Linked DNA regions of Homo sapiens: region 2 is linked to region 1. Evidence: chromatin loops called from intact Hi-C (ENCODE). Cell type or tissue: PC-3. All regions are shown on one strand. Each heading gives the region's core, and the rest is flanking DNA. Links, peaks and the distances in the headings are about the cores only.

The links. Peaks named below come from ENCODE experiments on the same cell type or tissue, not always from the same donor. Only the 100,000 strongest peaks of a DNase experiment are listed, where the experiment ranks them.
Region 2: it touches region 1 in a loop (8-fold over the local background); 6 of 110 quality-filtered maps call a loop at or near these places.

Annotation. Positions count from the first base shown.
Region 1 is chr12:70,826,531-70,834,873 of GRCh38, forward strand. All of the region lies in intron 2 of PTPRR (protein tyrosine phosphatase receptor type R), which reads right to left. Among named protein-coding and RNA genes, the nearest start is that of PTPRR, 90 kb to the right of the region's middle. In PC-3, for the core only: a CTCF peak has its summit at 4,967 (motif pointing right); a DNase peak (open chromatin) is centred at 5,241; H3K27ac peaks cover 434 bases.
Region 2 is chr12:71,010,155-71,018,497 of GRCh38, forward strand. No RefSeq gene overlaps it. Among named protein-coding and RNA genes, the nearest start is that of PTPRR, 94 kb to the left of the region's middle. In PC-3, for the core only: a CTCF peak has its summit at 4,235; DNase peaks (open chromatin) are centred at 1,317 and 4,227; H3K4me3 peaks cover 381 bases; H3K27ac peaks cover 366 bases.

The DNA of each region.
Region 1 (8,343 bases), core at 27-8,026:
GACAGGATGCATACAGCTAGGCACAATTAGAGACAAGGTTTTCCCCAAACAGTTCTAATCTAAAATATTCTGTCCTGGTCACCCTAGAAGCACGTGTAAACTTGTCAATCCATGTGCTTTGATTTTTATTTGAAAATATATTCAACAGAAACTAATGACATGAATACTCTGAGATAGGACTGGCTGCAAAACATGTATGGCGTTCACTAGTCCTTTGCTCCGGATAATGTCAATACTCTGCCAAGACTCTCCAGTGACTTTTACTAGCTCCAGAAGAAAATCTAAAATCCTTGCCTCATCCTCAAGGCTCTATTGGATCTGATCCCTCCTCCTCTACCCTTTAATCACTGCCTCCCAGTGACACTGGCCTGCTTTCTGTCCTGTGAACATGCCAAACCTGCACCTGCCTCAGGGGTTTTGGCCTTGCTCTTCCACCCTCCTAGAATGTTCTTCCACTTGAAGCCATTTACAGTGGGCTCCTTCTTATGGTTCAGACTTGGATTCAGATGTTAGCTCCACAGGACACCTTTTCTTACAGCCAAACCTCAGCTAGCACTATCCCCTCCCCAGATACTTTCTTGGGCATGGCCCTCTAATATCACCTTCATGGCATTTATCATGATCTATAATCACCTTATTTACAGGTTTAGTTGTTTATTTTCTGTTTTCCTCACTGGAATATAAGTTACAGTGGGGCAGGGCCCATGTCTCTCCAGCTGCTAGGATAGTGTCTAGCACATAGCAGGTACTTAATAAATGAATAGTAGGTATCCGTCTTGATCATTTTGGACTGATATAACAAACTGCTCTAGACTGAGTGGCTTAAAAATAACAGAAATTTATTTCTCAGAGTTCTGGAAGCTGGAAGATCTAGATCAAAGTGCTGGTAGAGTCAGTGTTTGGTAAAGGCCCAGTTCCTCGTTCATAGACAGTTGTCTTCTTGCTGGGTCCTCACACAGTGGAGGGGGTAAGGGAGCTCTCCAGAATATCTTTTCTTTTTTCTTTCTTTCTTTCTTTCTTTTTTTTTTTCTTTTTGACAGAGTCTCACTATGTTACCCAGGCTGGAGGGCAGTGGCATGATCTCGGCTCACTGCAACCTTTTTCTTCCAGGTTCAAGCAATTCTCCTGGCTCAGCCTCCTGAGTAGATGGGATTATAGGTGCCTGCCACCACACCTGGCTTTTTTTTTTTTTTTTTTTTTTTTTTGAGATGGAGTCTTGCTCTGTTGTCCAGGCTGGAGTGCAGTGGCACAGTCTCGGCTCACTGCAACCTCCACCTCCTCCTGGGTTCAAGCAATTCTCCTGTCTCAGCCTCCCGAGTAGCTGGGACTACAGGCGCCCACCACTACACCCAGCTAATTTTTTGTGTTTTTAGTAGAGACGGGTTTCACCATGTTGGCCAGTCTCACTTGAACTCCTGACTTCAAGTGATCTGTCTGCCTCAACCTCCCAAAGTGTTGGGATTACAGGCGTGAGCCACCATGCCTGGCCCAGAATTTCTTTCATAAGGGCGCTAATCCCGGTCATGAAGGTTCTGCTCTCATGACTTGATCACCTACCAAAGTCCCTACATTGGGGATTAGGTTTCAACATATGACATTCTGAGGGACATACATATTCAGTCTGTAACAGTATCTAATAAATAGATTTGATAAATAAAACTGTCTTGTCCCCTTTAGTAGTTAAACACAGTGTTAAGGACATAATAAGCCTCAGAAATTTGTCTCCACATTCCTTTTCTTGCCCTTTGATCTGCTCCTTTGTCCTTTGGGAACTTCTCACTTGTCGTTTTGGTTCTTCAGCCCCTGAACTAATATTGTCTTACAGAAAAAACACATTCTTCAGTCCACATATAGTTATACTAACTCCTGCAATATTCAAAGATTACATCTAAGTAGCCCTCTCTTGGGAATGGGGTAAGTGGGAGAAGAAAATATCTTTAAATGGAAAGAGAATTAGATGCATTTTGGCTTCATTTTTCTCTTTGCACATTTCCACAAGACTCATAAACCACAGGCTGTAGGAAGGCAGAGAGGTTACTCAGCTGGCCATAGTCATTCCCAGGCTTACCCTTGGCCATGTTATTATTTCTCAGTATGTAGTACTTTCTTATGCATATTATATGCAGTGATTCATATCGATTCTTATTAGCTAGAAGAATGTGGTTAGCTTTCTGAATGTATTCGAACTCTGATTCCTCTATGTCTGCCAACAAATGCAAAGCAGCACCTAAAACAACTTGTCTTGTTATAAATTTCTCAGAATAAACCACTTAATGTTGATAGTGTCGTGTGACTAAATCCTTTATTTCTCACATTTGTGGGGCGGGGGACTCAACATGAAAGCCAGGTCTTCTAATTCATGATATTTACTCATTTGAAATAAACATTTACTGCAAACCTTCTATATTCCAGGCAGCAGGCAAGGTGCCGGGGATACAAAGTCTAATGAGAGATGCTTCTTTCATATTTTCAAGGATCTTGTACTCTAAACCTATGAATATAGTCCACAGAGACTGTGGACTGTGATGGAGACATGCATAGGGAACTATGGACACATGAAACATCAGTTCCCCTCAGACAGGTAAGCTCCATGTGGGCAGTAACTTGTCTATTCCATATCTCAGTGTCTAGAACAGTGGCACATAATAGGCATTCAATGAATACTTGAAAATTGAAGGAAAGAAGGAAAGAAGGAAAGAGGAAGGAAGGAAGGAAAGAGAAATAAATAAATAAATAAATAAATAAATAAATAATGCTGTCCAGTAAGATTTCCTGGAAGGAAGATTGAAAAGCGGTCTACTTGAGGAAGAATAGTAAGGAAGGACATTCTTACTGACCCTGACCCTGCTTTGCCCTGGGATTTCTAGGCTGGGAAAGATGCTCAGGCTATTGCAAACCACTGTGTGAGATGATGAAGCATCTGTGAATATAACTTGGGAATAAATACATTTATTTATGTACTTTTATATCAGAATTCTGTGTTCATTGATGGTGGGATCTAAGTTTTTCTCCCTGAGACAATGCAGTTAAAAGACTATTGTAGTATTATTTGCCATAAGAAAATGCGTCCTTTGAAAAACCAAGGGATGTTATCATCAAGTCTCTTCTCTCTGCATGGCACTTTTGGACTGAGAAGTGTTTTTCAATTAGGGATATACCAGTTGAGAACTTTGACCTCCCACTCACAGACTAACCTTCTAAGGAGGTTGGTCTTGCCTTTTGCAGTCATGTCTGTCAGTCAATCAATGGTGTTGGCTGAGGATCTCATAGGTGCATAGAAAGTAAGGACTTTCTATGAGGTTATAAGAACTAGAAATGATTTTCTACATTAGTATCAAGCTTTATAAGGTGCTTCCTAAGAACAATTTGGGATACATTGAGCAGATACTTTGGTGTTACTCTTCCTGTTTTACCAAATAAGATTGAGGCTCCAATTGATTAATTGATTTGCTGAATATAATGAAGCTAAATAATGGGAGAGTTGGGTCTTAGAGTTTGGCTCTAGGTCCAGCACTCATTCTCCTACTCTGCATTCCCTCCAAGGGAACAGCAAGACCTGATCCACCAAGGACATAAAACAAACAAAAAAGCGTGCTCCTGCGGCAGTATTAGGGCCTGGGGTAGAAATATTGATGTATTTGTTGATGTTTTGTGGCCATCAAAGCAACCAGATTTACCTGTTTCTGATGTGTGAGTTAAAATAAAATAGATTATGCTGCATTAAGAAATGATCTCAAAGTCTTAGTAGCCTTTACAATAAAAGGATATTTCTCACTCACGCACTCCATGTCCACAGGGAGTTCTGCTCACTGCCCCAGTCTGAGGGAGGCTCCACCTTGACATGCTGCCATAATAGGCACTCAATAAATACTTAAAATAAATACATAAAAGGCAGGGCAAAGGAGTATGGTTAGCTGTGCCTTGGCTGTTAAAGCTCCTGCCTGGAAATGACAAATGTCAATCCACTACCGTTTTGTGACCAAAGTCACATGGCAAAGTCTGTCATCAGTATTCTTCTAGGAAAGGGCAATTAATATGCATGAACAATAGTACAATCTAGCAAGGTTGCTCAAGCAGCTTTCATTATATTTTAAGCTATAAAAGTGATGGACAACACCATTGCCAAACCAGCACCTCTGCATCGGAAACACAGTCACCTGACAAGGCTGTCAACACTTTGTGCTTCTGCTGGAGGATATCTTTGGGCAGGGATATGATCTCTTTGCCAGAGAAAAAAGGAGCAGCTGCTAATCAGGGCTCTGAGTTCTCTATGCATGCAAATGACCTGCCTGAAATTGTTGAATCAAAGCAGCTATGAAATATCTTACACTTTTTATAGCCAGCCACTAGTCTAAGGTCCATGAAGGGAAGGACTCTACCTATTTTATTTACCAACGAATATTCAGTACCTAGCACAATGCCTGACATATACAGTGTTGATAATAGCCAATATATGTGCCACTCTTAAAAGACTTTATTGTATTAGCTCTTTAAATCCTCATGACAACTCAACACAAGAAGGAGCTGTTATTATTCCCATTTTACAGATGAGGAAACTGTGGCACAGAGAGCTTACATAACATGCTTGAGTTCCTTAGAACATTAGTGAGTAGGAATTTGAACAAAGAGAGTTTACACTTTTACCCCTATTATTTCCTTGATTGAACAACAAAAAAACTCATATTATGTTGCAAAGAATAAATGTTCAATCTATTAATTGAGTATTCATTTTCATTTGTGAATTTGGTGGTAGGAGTTAGGTTAAAATCACTTCATTGGCAATTTATCAGAAGGTACTACTTCACTATTTTGAACCCAGCAGTCTTACTATACTAGCAGTCATAATCATCAATCAATAGCCTAGGTAAAGGCTCAGTTAAGCTCTTCAAATATCATTTTGGCATTCTGTGTAAATGAGGAGCCAGGCTGGTAAGAAAATTGAAAGGTGATTCAATCAGCCAGCAGGTGGAGAAGACATAATCAGAGAAAATCAGGGGTCCAACCCATCTAATCACCCATGGAATGTGCTGGCTTCATTCTGGGTGAAGTGTTCTGTTGTTACAAATGCTACAAAATAGAGCAGCCCACACAAGTGTTACCATTTTCGTTTTGGCTGGTGTTCTGAAGAGCAAGCACATGAGGACAGATGGCAAGCTATCATTTCAGGCCTGCCTTCTGGCTCACCTGCATGTAGCCACATAAAGCTTTCTCATTTCCTAAGAAAGCCTTTCCTATCTCAAGTCATATTTATAGCCTCTGACTCATCCTCATTACTCCTCCTAGATATCTTAAAGCCTTTCTTAAGGTCAGAAAGTCTGCCAACATAGAGCTTGCCGCTTGAACTGAGGGGTTCTTCTTGTAGCACTCTAATTATATTAAAGCCTGGAGCTCCAATTTTTACTCACCAACAGGTCTAGTTTTAATGTTCACATTCTGAAACAAAATCGCTTTCCCCATTTCAGTGTTCTCTTTCAGGGTCTAAATAGATATAACTTTATCATAGCAAATTTGTTACTCTCAATGTCTAGAATAGGTAAGAATAACAGAGAAGAATTTCCTGATCACTAAAGCAGCACTATTCATTTATGGCATAGTGTTCCTGTCGCTCCATATGCTGGACGCTCTGTGATGCATTAACAAATGATTTTGTGAGCTTTTGCATTTCTCTGGGTCAGGGATTGTAAATTTAAATACCTTTGGTGGCTAGACAAGTATGTAAGTAGAGTAGGGCTTGGGCCTGCTGCCCCAAAGCTCTGCCCAATTTTTGCTGTATGGGGAAGCAGGCTCTATGCTGCTAGATCAGTTTTTTTCCAAGAGAAGGTCAACATTCAGGTTTTTAAAAATGTACAATCTTCTGATTTTTAAATGCTATCTTAATTTTAAAATATTATGGATAAAGGGCATTTCAGGTAAAGGGAACTAGAGAGAACATGATACATTTGGAGAAATTCAAGTCATTTGATGTGATAGGGTGGTGAGTGCTTAGTGGGGAATAGCAGGAAATGGGACTAGACATTCACTTGCATCTTACTTGCAGGTGACATGGTTAGATTTACATTTATATTAGAATGGTTAAGAGGTGGTCTAAGAGGAGAAAACTGGGGTGGGGATAGGAACCAAGAGGATATCACAACAGTCCCAGGGATCATGTTGAGAACAGAACATGGGCAGTGTGTTAGTCCATTTTGTGTGGCCACAAAGGAATACCTGAGACTGGGTAATTTATAAAGAAAAGAGATTTGGCTGATGTTCTGCAGGCTGTACAAGCATGGACCAGCATTGACTGGGCTTCTGGTGAGTACTCAGAAAGCTTCTACTCATGGTGGGAGGTGAAGGGGGAGCAGGCATGCTACTTGGTGAGAGTGGGAGCAAGAGAGAGTGGAGGAGATGCCAGGCTCCTTTAGACAACTAACACAAGGTTCCTGTTCCCTACAAATGTGCCAGGGCAGATTCAGAAACTATCTGAACTATTTTGAACTATCAGAGCAAGAACTCATTACCATGGGCAGGGCACCAAGCCATTCATGAGGAATCTGCCCCCATGACCCAAACACCTCCCACCAGACCTCACCTCCAACACTGGGGATCACATTTCAACATGAGATTTGGAGGGAACAAATATCCTAACCATATGAGGCAGGGACTTTGAGGGGAGATGGACTTTAGAGATAAGTAGCAGGAAAAGAAGCAGGACATGGTGATGGATTCAATATGGTAGTGAGGGATAAGAAAGCATAGAGGTTGCCACTCAGATTTCTAGGTTGGAAAGGTGGGTCTTGGCTCCTGTCATTTGTTGAGACTATAACAAGAGGGGCAGGAACAGGTAGGCTGGAGTGGTGGGTGGGGGTAAAAATGGAGGTGATGAATTCAGTGTTTGATTAGTTTTGTGCTTGTTAGACAGCCAGGTGGGCTGGAGAAAAGTTGCTGGAAGACATCAGTGTAAAGGTGAGCTTGAACTCATGGGAGCAAATGAGAAACAGCCTGGGAATGGGAGCTGGAGTGCAACAATTTAAGGTAAAGAACAGAGGAGGATGACTTGTGAGATTAATGAAGACATAGTAGTCTCACTCCGATCACTGTTGTTCCTCAGAGACTTAAATCCCACCATAAGCCTCAATTGGTGGGTACAAACAATTCTTCATCTTGCCTGCATATTGCAATGGTTTGGATCGAAGCTGACAAGCGGGAAGCTCACCTTGTATGTGGCAACCTGATGAAAGACTCCTGGTGGATCTAAGTGTGACATCTGTAATAGTCCCTGAAAAGGCCCCAGATGACATGTATTGAATACATAAAGAACTTCAAGTTTTTCTGGGCTGCTCATTCCCTCCCATGCAATTCTTCTTCAAAAGGCAGCCCCAGCCAGGCATTTTATCACACTTTTAAAAGGGCCTACAATGATCTTGGCTCTGACTCTATCAGTGGGCTTTCTAGATATTCAGACAGTTATTGATTTCTGAATCTGCCCTGGCACATTTGTAGGGAACAGGAACTTTGCGTTTTGCCATAGATAACAGCCTCCTGGGCTTGGGCTACAGTTAACTGAAAATATCGCTTAGCACTGGGGCACCAGAGACACCTTTGCTGTTATTATGGGACACATAGTACCTTTAGAATATGGCAACCATACAGCATTTCTGAAACTTATTTCTAGAGATAAATCTATTTACATTTTGCTTATGTAATCTTTAAAAAATGTTTTATTCATTTTAAGTTTTTATTTTTTACAGGGCTGTGTGCTTTTGCTCCATATTTATGGTGACAAGCTTGTATATCTGTATAGCAAAGCCTCATGAATGACAATGTTGTGAGCTGTCTGCCACTGCACATCCCCACATTTCTTAGACCACCTAAATGAAAGTTTCCACATTTGAGATCTCCCTTGTTCAATTTTGTCAGGCTGTTCAAATAACATGGTTAACGCAAAATGCAAAATTGGCTCACTTTCTCAAATGAGTTTGGTGTTGGCATCCAGTAGAGAAACTGCTTTCATTATCTCATGTTGAAATATATTCATAATATTCACTTCAATATTTCATATTTCATTATTTTAGTGGTTCAAACTACTAGAGTTCAAATGATGAGAATGTTATTAACTGTTTTATTCCATGGTTAGAATCATGCCTAGGACACAGCAGGCACTCAATATGTAATTATTGAATAGTAGAAGGAAGTTACTTCCAGGTAATCTTTCAGAGTAATTCTCTCAAAAAGAGCATTTTTAAGGAGAAAAATCATATTGTTATTCTAGGAGGCAGTATTTATCATTCTACAGATAAGGCATCCTGATCATTTGCCTTCCTGGCTAGAGAATATTTTTCTAGCATCTCTTATTGGAAGTAG
Region 2 (8,343 bases), core at 131-8,130, 180 kb after region 1:
TTGAAACTAATAAAACCCAAATGATAGGTTCTATCTTTATACATCTCCATGAAGGAAACTGTACTCAGTCCACACACTGATCACTCAGCCTGTGTGATCATACATATGGTAGGATATCACTGACAGCCCCAGACAGATCACAGGGAGCCAATTTACATGGTGGGTGGTACCCTAGGCTGGGCATGGCACTAGGGGTTTCCTGCCTTAGATGGGCAGCACTCCCAGAGAGCCAAGTCATGTGAGGGTTGATGGCTAATGATGGGGCAGTGACTCACAGCACCACTATGGTGGACAAGGAACTGAGAGGGAACCATTCGCTCTTGAGAGGAGCACCCCCTTTCTCCATCTGGTTCCTGGGCAAAGATGTTGTTGTGAGTTGAGCATCAGAAAGAAGAGGATGCTTGTTAAACAAGCAAATAAGCAGACAGCATTCCAATAATTCACAAACTATATACAGGGTCACAAGCTGTATCCCAAGCTGTGGGCCAACTGTGTCTTAGAACTCAAAATTGTATGTATTTTAGAAAGTATTAAAGTGTATATACTGCATATTATATATCTCCCCACCAGGGCCTGAAGCGCTATTCTGTGATCAAACACAACAGTATTTCTGCAGCAAAATATGTGAATATTCACACTACGTGCATTAAATAAACAATGTACATTTTAGGGAATTCTTCAAGACTCTGTCAGATTAGGTCTGTTTTTACCTAAAGAAAAGAATTTCAGTGTTGAGTGGGTTTTTTTTTTTTTTTTTTTTTTTGGATTTTGTGTTTTTTTGAAATGGTGTCTTGCTGTGTCACCCAGGCTGGAGTGCAGTGGCGTGATCATAGCTCACTCTAGTCTCGAACTCCTAGACTCAAGCAATCCTCCTGCCGGGGCCTCCCAAGTAGCTAGGACTACAGGCTTATGCTATCATGCCCCGCTATATATATATATATAAATTTATTTATTATGATTATTTTTTGTAGAGATGGACTCTCGCTATGTTGCCCAGGCTGGGCTCAGACTTTTGGCCTCAAGCTATCCTCTCGCCTCAGACTGCCAAAGTGCCAGGATTACACGTGTAAGCCACTGTGCGCAGCCTAGATTTTGGAAATGAGCATAAAAGATCGTGAGCCTGCACTCTGCTTCAACTTAAAGCAGTTTAAAAATAAAGATGCTGCAAACTCTACCTCTGGCACTTTTCTTGCTGCTTTATTTTTGCGATTTCCTCCCAAATCTACTCTGTCACCCTGGAAGAGTCCTGAGTTATGCTGCATATTAATGCACTGCATCCACAAACTGACTCATTCAATAAACATGACTGACTTATTGGACATGTACTATCAGCTGGCATCACACTAGGGACAGATAGTGACTCAGCTATTCTATTGAGTGGTCCACTGGAGTCTAAGGCCATGGATTTCCAAATTCTAGACTTCGGAGTTTACCAAGGCTATTGAAATTAAAACAAAGAAATTTTTGTCTTTACACCTTATACTCAAAGGAATTCAACGGTGAACTCTATTCTTAAATTAGCATTTCCAAGTCATCTAACAAAATGCCATCAATGAACAAGTTTATGTGAAATTTAATCTTGGGCAGCAAGTAATACTTGAGAAAATATTTGTTTTTAAATTGTGTTTTATTTTCTTTTCCATTTACTTATTTTCATTGAGAGATAGTTGTCTGACCATTGCTGATTTCCTTTCTAGGAACAAGTTTTTATTATAAAACATCAAAGCATTAATCCAAATAATCCAAAGTTTATTCATTCTCTAAACAAATGAAAATCATAGGAAAGACTTATTATTCCACATGAGTTAGAACTTGGTTTAATTTGAAAATGGAAAAATTACTATCTTAGAGAGATGTAAGCTGACACACTGGAACTAATGATTCCTGTTTAAGGGTCTGTGTTGTTTTGTTTTTATTCTAATACAGCACATCCAATATTCCATTTTGGTAGAATTGTATTTCACCCTTAAGTAATAAAGTGGTCATCCAAAGGATTTTAAGCAGCCTTCCAGATTTGAAATGCTTCTAGTTTGATAAAGACAACTCAGAGAATGACTTAATGAGAAATTCAAAAGATGTGATCATAACACAATATCATGTCAAAAGAGGAAAAAAACCAGTAGGGGTATATTTGGTGTTAAAATGAAGAATACAAAAATTATGGCTCTGAACTTATAGGAAATCAATCTAATATTTTTAGCTTTTTGCCAATACCACACCTGGAACAAAATTTTCAGCCATGATGAAGTATTATTTACACCTTCATAATTTTTTGTTTCTTATGCCAGCAGCCTACAGGAAAATGCAACCCACGAGTTACAAGCAGACAATCTAGGTTTACTTTGAGAAAATTTGATGGATAAAAAATTTTTTTAATTTAATTTTTTTTTTTTTTGAGATGGAGTCTCACTCTGTCACCCAGGCTAGAGTGCAGTGGCGCGATCTCAGCTCACTGTAAGCTCCACCTCCCAGGTTCACGCCATTCTCCTGCCTCAGCCTCCCAAGTAGCTGGGACTACAGGCGCCCGCCACCACAACCGGCTAATTTTTTTTTTTTTTTTGTATTTTTAGTAGAGACGGGGTTTCACTATGTTAGCCAGGATGGTCTCAATCTCTTGACCTCGTGATCTGCCTGCCTTGGCCTCCCAGAAAATGTTAATTTTTACACTTCTTACAAACCTTACTGCCCAGGGGATGAATAAGTGAAAAGCTTTCAGTCAGTTGCCAAAGCATGCATGTATATATATTTTATATATATATATAAAACTACAATAATCTGACATGTTATACACTGTGGGGAAATAGGCAAAAAATTATGCATGCTAAAACAGAATCTTGTCACTATATGAAATATTAAAACTCAATGTGGTTAAACTCTATCAACCATATAGAGCTGAATGCAAGAATCATGAGATGTTAGTGGCACACATTTGTAGAGCAGCCCGCTAACTACAATTCAAATATTAGGTTTGTGGGCTATTTAGCTACATAGGAATGTTAACCTCCCACAGGAAACTCGTAATGGAAAATTCACAGCCCTTGGAGCTAAAAACCTTCACCAATACCTGAATACAAAATATTTATTAAAACAGAGCCTTACTTCTAAGAGATAATTCTGCTTGTTCAGATTATTCCCATATTTAAACTTTATTTTGGGTATCTTTTTCCAAATGTTAGGACATTTTTTAATTGTGCACTCAAAAATTTCATCGGCTTTAAATATGATTTATTCGCTATTTTTAATATTAGTCATCTAGCGCAATGCTACTCAGTCAATGATGAGCATAAACTCGCTTTTATGTTGTGTTGACAGCCTTGTTGACTACATTTATATAGCACATTTAAGATGTTTCATAAAATAAGCACTGATACTTCCTCACTAATAGACCTGATCAGTCCCATGTCCGTGTCCCACCTTCAGAATATAGTAATATTGTATATTCTTTCAAAATTAGTCATCTGATAGAAAGACATGGTTTTATAAAACCATAACAATAAGATATGTGATTACTGGCTTCAAAATGAGAAAACTAAAAAATATGTCTAGAATCCAATTCTTAAAGCTTGTAAGCCGCAAATTGCAATTTTGTGCATAGTATTAAGAGAAGGAAAAAAAAAATATAAATCCACATTTTTTTATCTTATTTCAGTCCTGGAATAGACTAGCTCTTCCTAGAAATGAAATCTGCTCAGAAGTATGATCAAAGGTCACTGTACTCTTTGGACCCTGTTCTATATTGATGCCTTCAGTGAGATCCTTGGCCATGACCAAAATGGCCCTGGCAATTTTCTTACCAAAGTCATCCTTTTCTACCTCATAATGGTTGCAATTTGTACATGTTTGGAAAGTGAACAGAACGCATGAAATACGAATTGAAATCATGATTGACCCTCTAATTCTAGTTGAGTAAAATACCTTGTGAAAATTAGGTAAATAATTCTACCAAAAATGTGGTTTCATTTCGTTATGTCAGGAACTAAAAAGCCAAAGTAGAATGAAAAACAGAATTCAGGCTTCCAACTTTGGGGTTCAACACTGCTATGAATTTCAGAACTGTAAGCCAACACTCTGTCTGACATTTATTACTGGACCAAAGGACAGATATTCCTGCTTGTCTATTTCACTTTTTCTAGGCTCCTTTCTAACTATTCCACCCTAATGCGTCTTAAAAGCATGTATTGTTTTGTACACCCAAGATGACGTCTGAACTGCTTTTCCTTAAGCAGTATTGACATCCAGTGGAGACTCAGATAATTACAGGTGTGTTAAAATCCCTAAGGAATATAGCTCAGAATGGATGCCTGGTTTAAGGTAGTTATCACAATTCAGTAACAAAGATAATTTTTCCCATGCACACAATTGAAACAGAATGAAACAAACAATACTTGAACAGTAGCAAACATAAAGGAGAAAATGTTTCTGACCTGAGGTTGGGAAGCATCAACCTGAGGTTGGGATGCTTAGATATAGCATCAAATTGAACATCAAAATTAAAACTTTTTCTCTACCCAAGACACAGTCAAGAGAATAAAATGATAAACTGTAGGTTGGGGAATATATTTGCAAATCATGTGTATGACAAAAGACTCATTTCCAAAATACATAAAGAACTCTCAAAACTCAATAGTGGACATCTGCTTCAACCCAAATAAATTAACAGGGTCTGAATTTACCTTCTCGAGGAAAACAACCAAAATAATGCAGGTGAAATATATGAAACAATAGTTTTTGAGATACTGGAATTAGATGATAAGGACAGTGATCATTGAGGGAGGGGAAACGGTGATTATCACCTCACTGCCTTGAGAGGGTTTACAGCATGCAGTACAAGGAGGGAGAACACAGAAAGCTCAGAGAGCTCCCTGTGCTGAGGGAAAGGAGCTGAGAATCTGGGGAGGTGAAAGAGGCTACATTTCAGAAGTTACGGTTAAGAAGAGAGTCTGTCTTATTCTTATTCTTCATTGTATGCCAGCCACACACAGAAGGACTGGCACATACTACATTCTTGAAAGCTATTGGATGGATGGACAGACAGATGGCTGGATCAATAGATGAGTGCTAGGGAAAATGGTCCCCAAGTGGGAGCAAGTTCTGAAAGAAAGATTTGTGAATGAAATAAGGGAAGTATTCCTCCATTCTTAGAAAGATTAGTTGGTGTATACTAACTACAAAACTTCTAATCTAACTTCTCGTTGGCCTATGACTTGTTTTTGTGTGTATTCAGTGGCTATCTATCATACATTGTGTACCAACTCTGTTGATGTAATTTTAAATTTCAGTGTAAAATAGAACTTAAATGGGGCACTGTGGAATGAAAATCAGGCTCCGACTTTGGAAGACTTTTTTCTGAAGTCCAAGAGGTGCTGATTTAATGTTCTGTATTTCTTATAAGTCCCTGAGGTTGTCTCCTGTGCTGATTGAGGGTGGGGCTAGACAGCAATTTTTTTGGCCCAGTTAAGCATATTCTGTTGAAAGCTTTCTTGACTCTTGTCTTAATACTTCTTCCCTAACATATTAGCTTTTCTAAAGTTCCCTGAAAAATATGTTTCATTTAAATGTCCAGTCTTTAAATGGCACCAGCGCTAGAAATTTAATATCAAAGTTTACCAGTTATATCTTTAAAAGATTATTGTTTTATGCCTTTGGAAAGTCCAAAGTGATCTAATAGTTTTATTCTACTTCCTTCTGCTTCCATAAGTTGCTTGGGCAACTGATACTTTTGTTAGCCATCTTCTGCAAACAGTCTAGATCTGTGAAAGCTAGATGTCTCAAATTAATATTCTAGTCTGTTCTAGGAGTGGTTGTAGGGGAAGTATATTTGTAGCATATTATACACAGCAATAGGAATTTATGTTTTCTGTTCACATTTCTTCTGTGACTTACAAAGAAATACACCATTGAGTAAAATTTGAGAATTGACAGAAAATGGTGGAGTGAATCAAAACTCCTAAGAATTCTTTTCCTCTTTTTATTAAAACACCTGTAGAATCATCCAAAGGAAGGAAACAATTTAGCAATTTCCAAAATAAATGTAAGTAGGCACATTCCTGTCTGTGTTCAGTAGTATTGAGGCAACCCTGATAGCCAACCTGAGCTATAGACATTGTCTCAAGAAGGACTTCTGACAGAAACCACACGGCCCTGTCCCAGGCCCTCCAGCATAAACTTCAGCAACAGGCAGGATTTCTTGTTTAACCCAGTTTCTCCTCTTGTCTAAATTGCCCAGTACATTTAGTAATTTCCTATAGTGTCTCAGATTCAAGACTCAACCCCGTTTTTTCCATTCCAAAGCCACTTATTTTGTTTTCTGTCTCAGTGTTTTATACCAGGTCTCTGCCTCCCTGTCTTTACACTGCTATTTCGTTTGCATTTTGTCCTTGGATCTTGACTCAGTTTTCATCACTCAATGCTAACTTCCTATCTTACTTTTTATCCCACTTTTAAACCCACAGGTCAATCAAGTCAATCTAGACTCACCTGTATGCTGTTCCTGGAACCTCAGCCCCTAGTATCCCAGACACATGAAATTATGAGTAATGCAACCACATTGAGAAAATAGCCCAAAACAAAAGAAAAAGAAAAGTGCAGAAAATAAACCCTGAAAGGAAATGCTCAAGTAAGAACTATTAACTATCCTTAACAAGATGGGAAAAAAAGAAAAGAAACGGCAAGTATAGACCAGGTTGAATTTGAGGACTACACAGGTTGAAAGTAGTGGCACTAAAAAGCCTAGGAAGTCCTGTGAGGAATCATATTAGTGAAACCACAGGTAGATTCCAGGAACATAATGGAGGAGGCATGATAAGAGACATTAATGTAAGAGAAGATGACAAATGTTGAAAGTAGAACATAAACTAGAAATTAATATCCATTTCTGAAGGAAAATATAAGACAAACATATTAGGACAGATAGCCAAGAGTATAATTTTAAAAAATTTTACAGATTTAAAACAAAACCATAAACTGCCTCCTTCCTAGTTATGAATGGCTTCCTATAGCACAGGAAACAGGTGGTCAAACAACAGGAAATGTAGGTCCTCCATTCTGGCTATCTTCTATCATCTTTTCAACTGCAAAACACTACTCATATTAGACACTGGAGAAAATGACAAATATAGTTCTTGTCCTTAGACTAGTGACAATCAGAAAACAGACAAACCAATAAGTACAATCCATTGTGATCCATACAGTAATAGACACATAATTCTAGGAGTTTTAAATTATTTTTACAGTCAGCAAGAACACCAACTAATCAGGACGGAAGCTGGCCAAAGGGCTGGCCTTGGGTCCTGGAGGCTTCCAACTGTACTGGCACTGCCCCTTTCATTGCTAGATCACGGGGCAGTCCAGAGAGTAATGAGGTGGGGCCAAGGTAACCAGGGTATTGGGACACTTTGGAGGCTCGGAGTAATGGCTGCTATCCAGCCTGCACGGAAGAATTTTAATGTTTTAACCACTGACATGGCCCTTCAGCAGTCTTGTGAAATCTGCATATATCATGTGGGCTCCTGTCTGTTGCATTCATCATAACCCCCATTTAGTTTATCAACTGAAGGCAACAAAGTTGCTCCCAAGCTGGCTAAATTCAAGATATGCAACTAGGAAGTTGATTTCTCCCTTTGCCACTTACTCTACCCTTCCCTTCTAACCTTCAGCAGACTTAATTCTCTTAGTATTTCCCAAAGTCTGATATTCATATGATTTGTAACACACATAATGATGTTAGATCCACAAATGAGTTTTAAAAAATTAATAGCTACGTATATGAAACTAGCAAATCAACCCCTAATTTTGTGGATATTATTTCTTAGAACAAGACTATTTTTTAATGCATGTATTTTAAAACCCAATATCATAGATGTGTTAGAGAAAAGCAAAAATCAGGAAAGTATTAAATGGAGGACAAGATCTGGGGAGTACCGCCCTATCTTAACTGAGATGATTTTCTTCATTCATCTTACATTTTTCTATAATGTATCTCCTTGCCATGGTTAAAGAATCTATTTTCCCCTTCTTTCTACTCTTCTAGGTCTCTCTTTTCCCTTCTTCAGCTCAAGAACTACCTCTTTTTAGAAATAACTATTTCCATATTCATAGCACTAGGGAGCTTCTGAAAACCAGTGATAGAAACTCAACTTGAACTATCTGAAGAAAAAGAAGAGAATTTATTGACTTAAATGTCTAAACCATATGGAGTGGATCCGACTTCAGGAATGACTGGATCCAGGAGCTAAAGTATTGTCAGAACTGACACTTTGTTGTCTGATTACTGGCCTCATTCTTCCTTATAGCAGATCAATTTTTTTCATATCACAGTCCAGGGTCACAACTTTGTAATGTATT